Regions from separate parts of the Homo sapiens genome. Here region 2 is linked to region 1. A link is a loop called in an ENCODE intact Hi-C map of the cell type or tissue named here. Cell type or tissue: ascending aorta. All regions are shown on one strand.

Region 1 (8,000 bases):
TAAATATAAAAAGTAAAACTATGCAAGTACCAAAAAGAAAAAAAACACCCCATGAGTGAATTCTTCTGAAACCAGTGTATAAGGAAAAGCTTTCTAAGTGTGACTACGGTCCCATACACAATAAAAGACTGATAAATTTGACTACATAATAAAAATTTTACATGGCCTGAAAAATACCACTAAGTCAAAGACAGCTGACAAACTGGGAGAAAATAGTCACAACATATATCAGATAAAAGGTTAACTCCTTTATTTGAGAACTTTCTAAAAAAAAGGAAAAAAGATCTACAGAAATCCTATAGAAAAAGACCTGTAGAAATCCTATTGAAAGAAACAAAAAGATATAAAAATAGCCCTTGATCACATGAAAATATATGTAATTTTAATCACATAAAAATGTAAATTAAAACTACATTGAAATTCCATTTTTCACCGAAAAAGTTGGCAAAAATTCAAAAGCTTGATAACACATTCTGTTGACGAGACAGTGGAGAAACAGCAATGCCATACTTGCTGATGGATAGGTGCAACTCCTCTGGAGAGGAATTTAGCCATCTATAAGCAACTATCTATGCCCAAATCTCATCACAGAAATCCCTCTATGAATTTATTTTAAATGTATATCTTTAATAATATGAAACTATAAAAACATAGGTATTAAGTTATTCATAGAATACTGTTTATAATTGTTGAGCATAGAAGATTGGTTGAATAAACTATGGTACATACAGAAAATGGAGTACTATACAGCTGTAAGACAGAATAAGGAGGAACACTATTTACTGTTAGGGAATGATTTCTGGGAGACTTAATTAAGGGGAAAAAAGCAAAATGCAAAAATGTATATATAGTATGCTAACTTTGTGTATAAAAGAAGGGACATTTTTAAAATTTATATAAATGCCTATTTTTACAGAAAGGAACACTGGAAGCACAAATCAGAAAACAAGTTAGTTGCCTTTAGGAGTTTGGGGAAATTGGATAGAAGGAATACAGAAAGAAGTGACACATCTCTGATTATACCTTTTTTGTACAGTTTGACTTTTGAAAGCATGTTAATATTCTACATATTCCAAAAATAAAATCAATATGAATAAGAAGGAAGTTCCTTCTTTTTTTTTTTTTTTTGAGACAGAGTCTCGCTCTGTTGCCCAGGCTGGAGTGCAGTGGCATGATCTCGGCTCACTGCAACCTCCACCTCCCAGGTTTAAGCAATTCTCCTGCCTTAGCCTCCCGAGTAGCTGGGACTACAGGTGCGTGCCACCAGGCCTGGCTAATTTTTTGTATTTTTAGTAGAGACGGGGTTTCACCGTGTTAGCCAGGATGGTCTTGATCTCCTGACCTTGTGATCCACCCGCCTCGGCCTGCCAAAGTGCTGGGATTACAGGTGTAAGCCACCGTGCCCTGCCAGAAGGAAGTTCTAAAACTGAAAGCAAACTAAAATACATGAACCTAACTATATTTCAAATAAACGCCACAGCCATACTAAAGGAAAGTAAAGGAAGGAGGAAAGACCAACTAAAGTAACTTATAAATACAGTATCTAACTATATCCCCTCATTCTTGGGGTAGGAGGGGAGGAAGAACTGCAAGCAAATCTCAAAATCTTGGTAGATTTGTTACTGTAATGACATGGGCAAAGCAATTCCAAACCTACTTCAGGTATACCAAAGGGTTGCACAAATGAATAAATGTGTTGATGTGGTTGGAAGTTCTCACTGTGGAAGAAGGGACATATAAATATGGAATGATGGAAGGCAAGAATGTATACTTTGGGAGTGGATTGGAACTGCAGTTTTGATATGAACTCATAATTTCTCAAATATGCATACATTTATGTGCACAGATAGATGCACGTGTATATTTACACATGTCTGTTTATTGATGTGCATGTGTATGCGTATGTGTGTATGTGTTTGTTTATACATATGTGCCTAGATTGCCTAGCTCTCCTTACTGAGAAAGCCAAGAAGCAAAGACCAGAGTAGCCATGAGCAAACCTAACACCCAGACCATGGTCCTCACTAAAAGGAACCAAGGCTTCTAGGAGAAATGTCTGATTCCAGGGTTCAGACGGAGTAGCTTGCTCCTGAGGAAATGGGCTACCTGTGGCATCCAACATTTGTATTCCTCTTCCTTCAAATCCTAGGGAGCCAGCCATAGTTTCTTCCACCTACTATTGATATGGTTATCAGCCAGTTTTCCTGGGCTTCCATGAAGTTTATAGTGATCCTCAGGATATTAAAGAACTTCTACCAATCCCAAATTGTCATTTATTTTTATCCTGTGTTCCTGTGAACACTTTTTTAAAGGCAATGTAAAACTTGGATCTTAATAGCCATCATAGTAAGCTTCCCTTATTTGTAATTGGTTCCACATTTCTACTCCCATATGTTTTTGTCAGACATTATAAATCTGAAAGGTTTTCTAGAACACAAAATAAATGTCAGAAACAGAGGCAACAGCAAATTAAACAGCTTACATTGCAGAATACACTCAGTATAGCATGGATAAAAACTCATTGGTCAAGAGGATTTACAGTGTGAATTTGCTGAAGCTTATTGGCCCTACAAGCTCAATAGCTGACAGTGCAGCTGCCCTCAGAGCATGGGGAAAAATACATCAGAAACAAATGGCACTCTAATAAATTGGCCCTCTAACATCTTCCAGATGTGAACATAACATTTTTACTACCAATAGGATTTGAGTGAAGATTATAGTTTAAATTATCAGCCACAATAGTGTGTCCCAATCCCTGGGGCAACCTACCTGAAGGAGAGTTACCTAGTCACCCAGAATTGCTGCCATCCAAGGCCTTTGGCCTTTACATTTACATGGAGGCAGGTCTGAGCTCTGTTCCAGACAGGCTCAACTTAGTGAAGCAGGGTCCAAGCAGTCACCAAGCAGACAGGCTATGCTTCTTTCCTTGTAGAAGAGTTAGGGCGAGGAAAAGCAACTGAAAGTTATTCTTCCCAGGGTTCAGATAAGGCGTTAACTGCCTAATTTACAGGCCCAAGAAGGACCTGCACGTCATGGCAAATTTTGAGTTCTGTAGTTTTTTTAAGTGTGAGCTCCCAACTTTCTAGCATGCACCTCTTGCTTCTGCTTCACACTGCTAAGCCATTTTTCCCTTTTTTGTATGAACTTTTATGGCTCCTTCTACAGATTAATTCTGGCATAACAGAAGAGGCTCAAATGACTGTATTATAAGACTGAGGCTCACCCAACATCAATCTTAGTTACATGAGCTGGATTATTACCAGTGTTAATGTTTATTTGCTTAATTTGCTTGTCTTTGGATGAAAAGAAAATGGGATACCGAAAGCATTATGGAGGGAAAATAGATTTTCGTCTTCTCCCTCTCTATCCTTGAACTACCTAGTACTGTACTTTCAAGTGGCTTATGGAAAGGATTAAAAGTGAAGGGTGAAAAGACAAATAGGAGCTGTTTCTATTGTCAGCCTCTGAAGTTCCATGAACAGGCTGAAAGTTCAATTGAGGTCTATGAAAAAATTAGGAGATGCCAAAAGGCCAGCAGCCAAGATTTGTGTCTTTGTGCAAGAACTGAATAGCTACCAACAAACTAGGAAATTTTTAAAACCTTGCCAATGATGGAAAAGTCCTATGAAAAAGAGAGTGAGAAAGGGTGAAACATTTCTGAAATAATTAGATTTATGAACTCGTAAAAGAGTGTTCTCTACAGATCCTAGGCCTCTACGCATGTAGATAACTGAAATTTTAAGACTAAGAAATGACATTTTTTTTTTAATGATGCTGTTAGTAATAGTGGTTGAAATGACTCAGAGCTAACTTGGATTACTTTAGTGAAGGGAAGTGACGTGCATAATTATTAGTCAAAATTGAAGTTTACAACAAGCAAATATGTAAATTTGTAAGATGATTCTATTTTTAAGTTAATAACATGACATCTAGAGGATTTTTTTCTCAGTAATAAATTTCATTAATTACATTCAGAAAATAGTGATTGGCCCTTCTTAATTTTCTTATGCTTCTGAATATTTAAATTAAAAATATATCTATTTTGGTCATCTTTTTAAAAAAGATACTAGTCAACATAGTGAAAAAATTCTGGCTGTGTAAAATGAATTGAAACAAATGCCAAAAAGTAGAAATGTTTTTTATAAAGTGGAATTTGAATTTTTAAGATTAAAGTGACAAAAATATGATTAAGGCAAATATGTAGGATTTTATTTACTGGTCAATTTATAAAACATGTAAATGCTTCAAAATGCTTAGTCAATAATAATTTTCTTTTTTATAATTAGAATCTTTATCAGAAATGAATTTATTGCTGGTTATTTCTGTAAGGACGACTTTTCTGTTAAATCAAGTATCTTAACAGAAAGTTGGCTGTAATAACAGAGAAGAAACAGTAGAGGGCACTTTAGTTCTCTGACAAAATAATAGCATTTCTATAACCTTATAAAAATCAGTAAAATCGACAATGAGATTTGAACTACCTAGTGAAGGTTAAACAAAAATGTAAAGCAAGTTCCTCTGCTTCGCATAGTCTAACAAAAGATATTTCAGGTAAATTTCAACTTCTTTCCTTAAGCAATTCACATAAATCAATTGGGTACCATATGAAAAACATGTTCTCAGATCTGCAAATTAGTGGATCCAACATTTCAAGAGAATTTCATTTTTAAAAATCACACAATTATTTGGAAATTGCCTGACTTGTTGGATGCAGTTGACTTAAGTCAATAAATTCTCATTATCCAGGATTTTTAAGAGGCAAATTGAGTACTCTAAATATGTAAGAATTAGCAGTACATAATTGTATATTTCTTGGTCTTAGACATGTTTCTTATTCATAATTTCCTCTAAAATCATCTTTATCATCATTGCCATCACCATCATAATCATCATTTCAAGGCATAGTTGCCACTTTCAAGTATGTTCCACTCTATAATAATTGAATAAAACAATAAATACATGAAAAAGCAAACAATGGAAAAGACATTGCACAGTTAAATCTAAATTGTGTAGTTTAGTTTGTAAATGAACTCAGGCGAATCATTAAAATTCTCTGGGCCTCAGTTTTTACATTTTATAAATGAGATTCCATACTTGACGATGAGACTCTACAACACTGTCATCCATTCTTACTTTGTATATTGTTCTGTCAAATTTGGTCATCTGTGTCCTAGTTCTCAACAGATTTATGGTGTTTCTTAACCTTTTAGAGTTTAAAGACCTACTGGAAAATCTTATAAAATATATGGAGCTTATACCCCTAAAAAATGCTGTAATGTATACCTTACTCAAAATGAGCATTCATTTCAGGAAGTTCGAGGACCTTCAGAAATCAATCCATGGGCTCCACAAGCACTGTATCAAGAGGCATTCGAGACCAGTCTGGGCTAGAGGGTGAGACCCTGTCTTTATGAAAAAAGAAAAAGAGAGAGAAAAATGAATATTTGATAGAGGCACAAATCATGCAGTTCCCACATATTTGGGGGTTATTCCTAGAAATTTCGTGTGCTGTTGTTGGGTAAAGATAGGCAATGAGGATGGAGAGGGAGGTAGGCCATATCCAGCAATTTTGGACTTTATGAAACAAGAGGAAGTAAACTGGAGTGTTTAAACATAAAGGTGGCCAATATGCATTTTGGACAGCAAAATCAGAAAGTAGAATGTGAAATAACTGGAGAAGAAAGACAGGAAGTGGGGAAAACATCAGTTTGTCAGCACAATAATCTGGGTTGGAAATAGTGAGAGCCTATTTTAAAACCTCTCCAACATTAAGGATGTTCCCTTTTCTAAGATAGGCCTACTTTGATTCTGTATAAAAAATAATAAGACAAAGTTTTCAAGCACTAAGGGACACTTTGAAATTAGCCAAACGTTTGTTCTGTAATTCCTTTTGTTTTTTACTCAAGGCAACAGTTAGATGTTAGCAACCTTGCTTTTGTACCCTTTTGTCTACATAGGGTATATCAAAAGCTTAAGCAGCCTAGGAGCCACTGAGGAGATGTGGCAACTCCTCCTGAATAGGAAGATATGGAGGGCTTTGCTCACCATGCACATCCAAGTTCAGTGACAGGTGTTCTAACTACTTTTATTACCTCCCTTGGGGCAACAAGGGTGGCAGAAATGATTGACCACTCATATTGTCATTTAAGGCTGGACCCAGGTGGAAATGCCTCTCCATTCTCTAGTAGCCAGATTAAAATGAGCAAGCAAAATTTCTGGATAGGGAGGTTTATCACAGGATTTTAGTGAAAATTAAATGCAACATATATAACTTTATGTATAGATTGTCTTCTAGGAAATTTGTAGACAGATCCTGTTACTGCCTTACATTACCAAGTCCATTTGTTTTCTATAAGAGAGGGAAAATATCATTAATTTGATGGCTAGGATGAGATAGAGATGTCCTCATTCTATTAAGGGAAATTTAACTAGGAGCCTCCAAAAATAAAGCCAGAAATAAGGCAAGGTCAATGGAGTTGGAGAAAATAGATTAGATTTGAGCATTAGTTTGTTGAGTCCACTCGGACCTTGGCATTTAGTTAGATGTGGGAAGTGAAACTGTTGGTTCTAAACTATCTATAGAACAAAACCCACATCCCTCATTGGAAGCACGTCACGATCTGGCTCAATCCACCTTCTAGCCTCAGGTCCACCCACTGCCCACCTCATGGTCTGTGTTCAGTGGTCACCAGGCTACTAAACACACCATGCTCCTTAATGTCTGTGGGACGCAATGTCCTCTTGAATAAGAATGTCCTTCCCCACGACTGTCCCCCTCTGGTGAAATCCTATGCATCCCTAAACCTAGCCTCAAAGTCACCTTCTCTACTTAAGCCCTTGTTGACTCCCTGTCTACCTCCTGTAGGCAGAATTAACCGCCTCACTCTCTGGGCCACCTCGGACTGTGTTCATATGTATAATGCTCATCATAGTATACAGAGGTGAATATTATTCACATCCGTCTTTCCCACTACACTGTGAGCTCTCAAAGAAAGGTGGTCTAATTCCTTTCATACTCCAAGCTCCTAGCACAACCTTGGCACATAATATGAAATAGAACAATACTTCTTAAAGAAAAGGAGAGAGAGGAATTACAGTCAAAAGGCTGTTGTAATAATCCAGACAGAACGTCTCATACATATGAGCCTATATTATATATAGAAGGTGGGACTGGGAATAGAAATTCAAAATTATTAAAATAGAATAGTAGATTGGATGTGTAATTAAATGTAGGGACTGAGAGAGGAGAAAAACTTGAAGATGATTCTGACCATGTTTTCTGGCCAATAAGACTGAGAGATCCTAGAGGATATTGTAAACATAGGAAGAAGAGGGAAAGGGAAAGGAAGTTAATTTCTGTTCAGACTTTTGAACTTAACATGAAGGGGGATTTTAGAAGATTGTTGTGTATTCAGAACTGAAACTAAGTTCAGGGCTTACAGCATAATCATAGAAACTATGAAGTGGATAATATTGAAGGGAAAAGAACCAATAACTGTATTTGGGGTTTTGTCTCTAAGAAATGGGGAAAAGAAGAGAAGGAAGTGAAAGGAATCTGTTGAGAGAGCAGGTGAAGTGATCCAAGAAAAGGCAGTGCCATGGGAACCAAGAAAGGAGACCAAAAGTGAAGAATGTTGAGTCTGAGCCAGAGAAGGACTGATGGAGCCATTGCCACTGTAGCCTCAGAGAGGGCAGCTTCACTAGAACAATGGCAGCAGAATGCAGATGGAGCCAGCGGGGAGAGGAGGTGAGGAGAGTGAGTGCAGCCTGCTCTCAAAAATATTAATCTTAACAGGGCTGAGGGATCTTGCTATACATCCTATAAATCATTTCTAGTTGTGACCTACATTGTCTTCTAATTGAATGTTGGCTTAATCAAATTTCATTAAAGTTTCAACTGCCCACAGCTACTAAGATAATTTTTGCTTTTTAAATTTAAGACATTAAAAATAGAATCTCTGTATAAGCCTGGGGTTGGGATGGAGAAATAGCTCGATGAT
Region 2 (8,000 bases), 640 kb after region 1:
GCATAATGACCTTTCAATCAATGACAGACCACATTTACAGTAACAGTTCCATGAGATTATTATGGAAATAAAAAATTCCTATTGCCTAGAGACATTGTAATTATTGTGACATCGTAGCACAACAAATTACTAACATGTCTGTGATAATGCTGGTGTAAATAAACCTATTGCACTGCCAGCTGAATAAAAGTATAGCACACACAATTATGTACTTGATAATAAATGACTATGGTACTGGTTTATGTATTTACTATACTTTTTACTGTTATTTTAGAATGTACTCCTTCTACTTATTAAAAAAAGTTAACTGTAAAATAGCCTCAGGTAGGCCCTTCAGGAGGTATTCCAGAAGACAGCATTATTATTATAGGAAATGACAGCTCCATGTGTGTTATTGCCCTTGAAGACCTTCCATGGGATAGGATGTGAAGGTGAAAGAGGGATACTGAAAATCCTGAACCTGTGGAGTCCTAGGCTAATATGGGTGTTCGTGTCTTAGTTTTGAACAAAAAAAGCTTAAAAAGTAAAAAAGCAATAATAATAATAGACAAAAGCTTATAGAATAAGGATATAAAGAAAATGCCTTGTATAGCTGTACAACGTGTGTCTTAAACTGTTATTACAAAAGAGTCAAGAAGTTTAAAAAATTTTTGAAGTTTTTAGATAATAAAAAGTTACAGTAAGCTAAGGTTAATTTATCAAGAAATTTTTAATATCAATTTATTCTAGCCTAAGTGTACAGTGTTTACAAAGCCTACAGTAATGTCTTACACCTTCACATTCATTCACTATTCACTCACTGACTTACCCAGAGCAACTGCCAATTCTGCAAGCTCCAATCATGGTAAGTGCCCTATATGTGTATGCCGTTTACCCTTTTTTTTTTTTTTTTTTTTTTTGAGATGGGAGTCTCGCTCTGTCACCAGGCTGGAGTGTGCAGTGACGCAATCTCGGCTCACTGCAACCTACGCAATCTCGGGTTCAAGCGATTCTCCTGCCTCAGCCTCCCGAGCAGCTGGGACTACGGGTGCATGCCACCATGTCCAGCTAATTTTTGTATTTTTAGTAGAGATGGGGTTTCACCATGTTGGCCAGGATGGTCTCTATCTCTTGACCTCATGATCCGCCCACCTCAGCCTTCCAAAGTGCTGGGATTACAGGCGTGAGCTACCACACCCAGCCTGTTTTTTATCTTTTATAGCAATTTGTACTGTACCTTTTCCAGGTTTAATTGTTTTGATATATAAACACTATGTGCTACAATTGCCTACAGTATTCAGTACAGTAACAGGCTGTACAGGTTTGTCGCCTAGGAGCAATAGGCTATACCATGACAGCCTAGACACAGAGACAGCTAGTTTGTGTAAGTACACTCTATGAGTCTCCCACAATGACGAAATCACCTAATGACTCATATCTCAGAATTTATCCCCATCATTAAGTAATGAAAGACTGAAGTTAGGAATAAATTTAACCAGGGAATGAAAGATCTACACACCGAAAACTATAAAACACTGATTAAAAAAAAAATTGAAGACACAAATGGAAAGATACCTTGTGTTCATGAATTGGAAGAATTATATTATTAAAATGTCCATGCTACCTAAAACAATATACAAACAAATGCAATTCCAATGACATTTTTCACAGAAAAAGAAAAAAACTGTAAAATTTGTATGAAACCACAAAAGGCCCCAAGTAGCCAAAACAATCTTAAGAAAGAAAAATAAGGTTGCAGGCATCACACTTCTTGATTTCAAATCATATTATAGGATGGGTGCAGTGGCTCACACCTATAATCCCAACACTTTGGGAAACTGAGCTAGGAGGATTACTTGTGCCCAGGAGCTTGAAACCAGCCTGGGCAACACAGACCTGTCTCTACAAAAAATTTAAAAATTAACCAGGCACAGTGGCACACACCTGCAGTCGCAGGCTCAGGTGGGAGGATCACTTGAGCAAGGAAGTCAAGGCTACAATGAGCCATGATCGTGCTACTGTATTCTAGCATGGGCAACAGAGCGAGAGCCTGTCTCAAAAGAAAAAAAAAGTATTATAAAGCTATAGTAATCAAAACAATATGGGCATATTGTTTATGGTATGGGCATGAAAATAGACACAGACTAATGAAACAGCATAGAAAGCCAGAAATAAATCCAAGCATATATGGTCAAGTAATTCCTGACAAGCCCGCCAAGAAGACACAATGGCGGAAGTACAGTCTCTTCAACAAATGGGGTTGGGAAAACTAAATATCTAATGCAAAAGAATGAAACTGGACCCTTATACCACACACACACACACACAAAAACCTCCTTAGAAGAAAATATAGGGAAAAGCTCCTTCATACTGGTCTGGACTGATTTTCTAGATATCACAGCGAAAGCTCAAGCCACAAAAGCAAAAATAAACAAGTGGGACTACATCAAACTAAAAAGCTTCTGCAATGCAAAGGAAACAATCAACAAAATGAAAAGGCAGCCTACAGATTGGGGCAAAATATTTGCAAACCATCTCTCTGTTAAGAAATTAATATCTAAATTTTTTTTAAAACTTACTAGCAAAAAACAAAACCAAAAAAACACTTACTTAAAAACGGGCAAAGGACCTGAATAGACATTTTTCCAAAGAAGGCATAAAAATAGCCAATACATATATCAGAAAGTACTCAACATCATTAGTCATCAGATAAATGCAAATCGAAACCACTGTGTAATATCACTTCACACCTGTTAAGAAGGCTATTATCAAGAAGACAAGAGATAACAAGTGTTAGAAAGGTGTAGAGAAAAAGAAACCCTTATATACTATTGGTATGAATGTAAATTGGTACAGCTATTATGGAAAGGAGTATGCAGATTCTTCAAAAATTTAAAAATAAAATTACCATAGGCCAAGCAATTCCTCTGATTTCCCTAAAGGAAATGAAATCAGCACTTCATAGAGACATCTGGACTCCCATGTTCATTGCAGCATTTTTTCCCAATAGTTAAGATGGAAATGACCTAAGTGTTTGTCCATCAACGGATGAATGAACAAAGAAATTATGGTGTATACATACAATGGAATATAATTCGGCCTTGGGGGAAAAAGGGAGAACCCACCACTTGAGACAACAGGGATGAATCTGGGGGACATTATGGTTAGTAAAATAAGCCAGATATAGAAAGAAAAATATTGTATAATCTCACGTATATGTGAAATCTAGGGAGAAAAGTAAACAGAAACAGAGAGTAGAATGATGGTTACCAGGCGCAGGAAAGGAGAGGAAACAGGAAGAGGGAGGTCAAAGGGTACAAATTTACAGCTATGTAAGATTGCTAAGTCTAGAGATATAATGTTCAGCATAAGGACTATAGTTATACACTGCAGTGTTACTACACTGCAATATACTGAAAACTTGCTGAAAGAGTAGGTTTTAGGTACTCCTACCATGCCAAAAATGTTGACTATGGAAAGTGGTGGATATGTTGATTTGTTTGACTGTAGAAATCATTTCACTATATATGTGTATCAAAATGTCATGCTGTACAGCTTAAATACATGCAATAAAAAATAAATTTTAAAGCCTGGCCAACATGTAGACATAGTGAAACCCCATCTCTACTAAAAATATGAAAATTAGCTAGTGTGGTGGCATGCGCCTGTAGTCCCAGCTACTCAGGAGGCTGAGGCAGGAGAATCACTTGAACACAGGAGGTGGAGGTTGCAGTGAGCTAAGATCCCACTACTGCACTCCAGCTTGGGTGACAGAGTGAGACTCTGTCTCAAAAATAAATATAAATAAATAAATAAATGTTTAAAATGTGTTACATTAACAATATTAGGTTTCAGATGTCTATTTTCAAGCTTTTTTAAATGCCAAAATAGTTTGCTTTTGAAAATATGTGTTTAGTTTTCTTTTCGCAAAGGCAACAGTAAAAGACCTTTACTGTTATGTTAATTAACAGATCATGCTCTCAATAGCTTTCAGGCTGACTTTCAACATACATCAATTTTGCCTACCATTCCTTTTAGCTAAAAAAAAAGTTAATGAGGATAATATAAAAGTTTTATTTAGGATTACCAATTTAAGATTAACATCCTTTATTACTGAAATAATAAATCACATTCATGAAAAGAGAAAGAATGGACACAAGTGAATATATTCAGAGATGATGTTTATTTATTTTGTTAAACAAATCAAGCTCAAATGTTCCATGCTTATGTGATCAAAATATGACAAAATCTCATGAATCCAAATTCCAGTACATCATAATTGGAATAAAGTTACTCTAATAGTATAAAACTAACATATAACAAGAGAAACCATTAATGTCAAAAACAGCTGATACATAAAAACTATTGATAAAAATCAAAGAAAAACCCAGAATAAGGAAGGACAAACATATGTGGCAAAATACAAAACAGCTATATTCCTAATCCTAAATTTTATTCTAACATCATTCTAATGACTAATGATTAAATTCCAGAAACTATATTAAACACTGGCTTATTTGATATATCCTGGGGCTATACATTAGCAACTCATTTATTCTACTTCCTCTTTTATTCGTGAATTCTAGATCCCATTATTATTTGACCATACATTCATGCCAAAAATCTAACAATACACATAACACAAAATAATTCAGAAAATGGTGTGGGCATCTTAATTTGGATTAATAGAGAGCGCCATCTGGTGGTACAACGAAAGTTTAATATATTTTTTCATTTGTTTAAAGGCATGTATTAAATACAAATAGGGTTATGCAATTCTTAAAAATTTTTAATTATGCAAACATTTTAAGTGTACAGAAAAGCAGAGAGAAAATCTGCCAATAAAACAACCAAAAATATGAACTCACTTTACCTCTTTAACCTCTGTATAACATGATGGTTTACCAGATCATCCAGAGAGCAGCCAGATAAAAGTATAATATGCCAGTTTACTAAGGTATGTCTGTTCCATATGAAACCATGAAAAAAGACAAGTTCAAAAAATGCATTATTAACAAACACGATCTTCACTAAAAACAAGAAGTTAGTTGACTGGTTTTAACCAGTCAAGATTTTTATCTTAAGATTTTAAGATAGTTGGGGGGAAAGGACTTATTTTTACTGTAAGACTTAATTTTGTTGTTTCTCTTGTATCATATAAAACAAAAACCAGAGCAATAAACCCCAATAATAAATGTTTCTCTAAAAAAATCAAAATAGGATCCACCAACTTCGTTGTCAAAAACCTTGACATATCATGAGGCCAAAATAGGAACAGAATGATAAAGTTTGGTACCTCTCTTTCCCTTTCGGTGTTTCTAATTATCCCATTATCCAAAACTTTCTTCTCTTCCTAACCACCAAGTGCTGTCATTCTGCCCCATTCAAGCCTTCATTTCTTGGTAGAAATGCCAAACTGTCATACCTTACACAATCATAATGGACTCTGAGTTCATGAAGTAGTTACACACTAAAGGCAGTATAACAGCTCTTCTACAAAGAACTTGGGTTTGCTTTATCAATCAGACGCTTATGGCTATGGAACTGTAGACAAATTTTATAGGCCTCTCTAAACCTCAGTTTCCACACTAAAAAATAGGCAAAGTTGATCTATACCTTGTAGGGTTGGGGCCTTTGAAATTAAAGGGCGTGAAATACATAAGTACCTGGCACAATAAGAACGCTATACCTGTCACTCCCCTCCCTTTTACTGACAAGGCCATCCTGCCACTCCTTAAACACTTTAAGTAATAGAATGTTTCCTTCTTGCTGTCTACTCCAACTGTGTGCAGTTATATTTGTTAGAAAATTCTCTCTTAAACTGGCAAGAAAATGCCAAGAGTTCAATGAAAAGATCATAATGGCCCCAGCGTGGCGGCTCATACCTGTAATCCCAACAGTTTGGGAAGCTGAGGCAGAGGATCACCTAAGTCAGGAGTTTGAGACCAGCCTGGCCAACATGATGAAACCCCAGCTCTACTAAAAATACAAAAAATTAGCCAGGCATGGTGGCAGGCGCCTGTAATCCCAACTACTTGGGAGGCTGAGGCAGGAGAATCACTTGAACCCAGGAGGTGGAAGCTGCAGAGACCCAAGATCACACCACTTCACTCCAGTCTGGGCAACAGAGCAAGACTCTGTCTTAAAAAAAAAAAAAAAAATCATAATGAACTGAAATAGTTGGAGAAAATTTCATTCAAAAAACACTTCATAAATGCAGTATAACTTTGAACTAGGCCTGGAAAGATGGATGAGATATGGAAGAAGGGAAAAGACTCAGAAGCTTAATTGTTCATTCACTCATTCATTGACTCACTGTCATCAAAAATGTGGTTAATGCTTACTATATGCCAAGAACTTTCTAGTTACTGGGTATCCTCAGGGAAATAAAACAGATGAGAGTCTGCCATCATGAACTACAAATCCCAAGAAAGCAAGACAGAGAAAAACAAGTTAGATATTTGTCTTTGGATGCCTGCCTGTTCAATTAATAGCCCCTTTCAGCTTGAAGTGGAAAAATTAACTAAAATAATAAATGTCTCCATATATTAGAACTTTTGCTTTTTAAAAGTCTTGATATAAGGAGAAGCAGAAACTGATGGCTAAAATGACACTCTGAATTAGATGCAGAGTCCAACTACTTTCTTGTCTTTCAAGCTCACAAATAATGGATACGGTTGACTAATCCCACTTAATGTCTTTGATATCAGTAACAATGAAAATTGCTATATAAAGATTTTTAACAAATACAACTGTGGAATATATTAGCCTTGTTTGCATTTTAGCAGGAAGAATAAACTCAAAGACTAAGGCAAATTCTGTACCAGTTTGACAACAGCAAACTATAATTACATAAACAGATGTTTTCACCATTCTATGAAATGGAAGGAGACGTTATTTGAAACATGAACAATTTAAATAACTTGCTGCAGAATATAACCATTTTAATTTGACTTGAAAAAAAAATCTGTAATATTAGCAGTCAGCAAAATACAATCAAATTTATATATGAAGAGCACAGCACATCACAGGAGATTTCCTCTATAAGTTGATTCAGACTTCAAAGAATCAGGAGGAGTAATGGATTAACTTGTTTTGTATCATTCACTTAGCAGTATCAAGCTTTCATTGGAACAGAAGAGTACTAGTAACATCAATAGTTTTCATTTTCTCCTGTAATTTGTTAATAGCTCTAAAAATTACATGAGGACAGATGTTATAAATAAACTTAAATGTAACTGTTCTCTTCAATGAGCCTAGGAAAAATATAAGTTTCAATAAAAAGAAACAAGGGGTTTAAAAGTAATTTTCTTTTCATGGCTTTTTCTACTAAAATACCATATTGAGTTGTTTTCTAACCAAAATATGAAGGAACAGACGCTGAAATTTGCCCAATCGACTAAAGCAACTTTAAATCCAAACAAAATATATAACACATTGCTGAAGAAACTGGAAATCAAGAGATGGAAAACAAACTAGGTGAGAGCCTTACAATGAACTCAGCTTACTGTCCAGGGAAAGTGTCTAGGCCATGGCAAAGGGAAGATAAATCCAGGGGCAGCCCAGTGGCCTCCCTAACTCCAGGAAATGGATCTAGGAGTTCACAGAGACTAAGGTGGCTGAATTTCATAAGGCAGCATACAAGAGGAGAGAGATGCACAGAGAGAAAACTCCTTAAACATGCAAAAAGTCATCACTGAATATTTAATTGAGTACTGATTGGTGCACGTGTGTGAGGAAACTACAGAAGGTAGGGAAAACCCCACCCAAAACAATTAGAGGAAACTAACTTGAAAACTTTATTATTAATGGATCATCAGATATGGTATTCGAAGAATTTTTGCCTCACTAATGGAAAAATTAATTCTATAAAGTCCTGTAGTCTCACCTAGTAAAGCTTAAAAGCAAGATCTGAAAAAGTCAGGCTATTTCCAAGTAACTTAACTGCATCCAAGAAAAAAGGTCAAAAATATTTATAAAAATACAAAAATATCAGGAACCGATACAATTCCCATATCTAG

What was found. Hi-C counts contacts between places; a loop is a spot of excess contacts. Peaks named below come from ENCODE experiments on the same cell type or tissue, not always from the same donor. Only the 100,000 strongest peaks of a DNase experiment are listed, where the experiment ranks them.
Region 2: it touches region 1 in a loop (3-fold over the local background); 8 of 110 quality-filtered maps call a loop at or near these places.

Annotation. Positions count from the first base shown.
Region 1 is chr6:71,345,921-71,353,920 of GRCh38, reverse strand. No RefSeq gene overlaps it. Among named protein-coding and RNA genes, the nearest start is that of MIR30C2, 27 kb to the left of the region's middle. In ascending aorta, a CTCF peak has its summit at 4,383 (motif pointing right); a DNase peak (open chromatin) is centred at 6,698; H3K27ac peaks cover 2,137 bases.
Region 2 is chr6:70,703,393-70,711,392 of GRCh38, reverse strand. All of the region lies in intron 1 of SMAP1 (small ArfGAP 1), which reads right to left. Among named protein-coding and RNA genes, the nearest start is that of SMAP1, 40 kb to the right of the region's middle. In ascending aorta, a CTCF peak has its summit at 4,677 (motif pointing left); no DNase peak of the experiment used is centred here.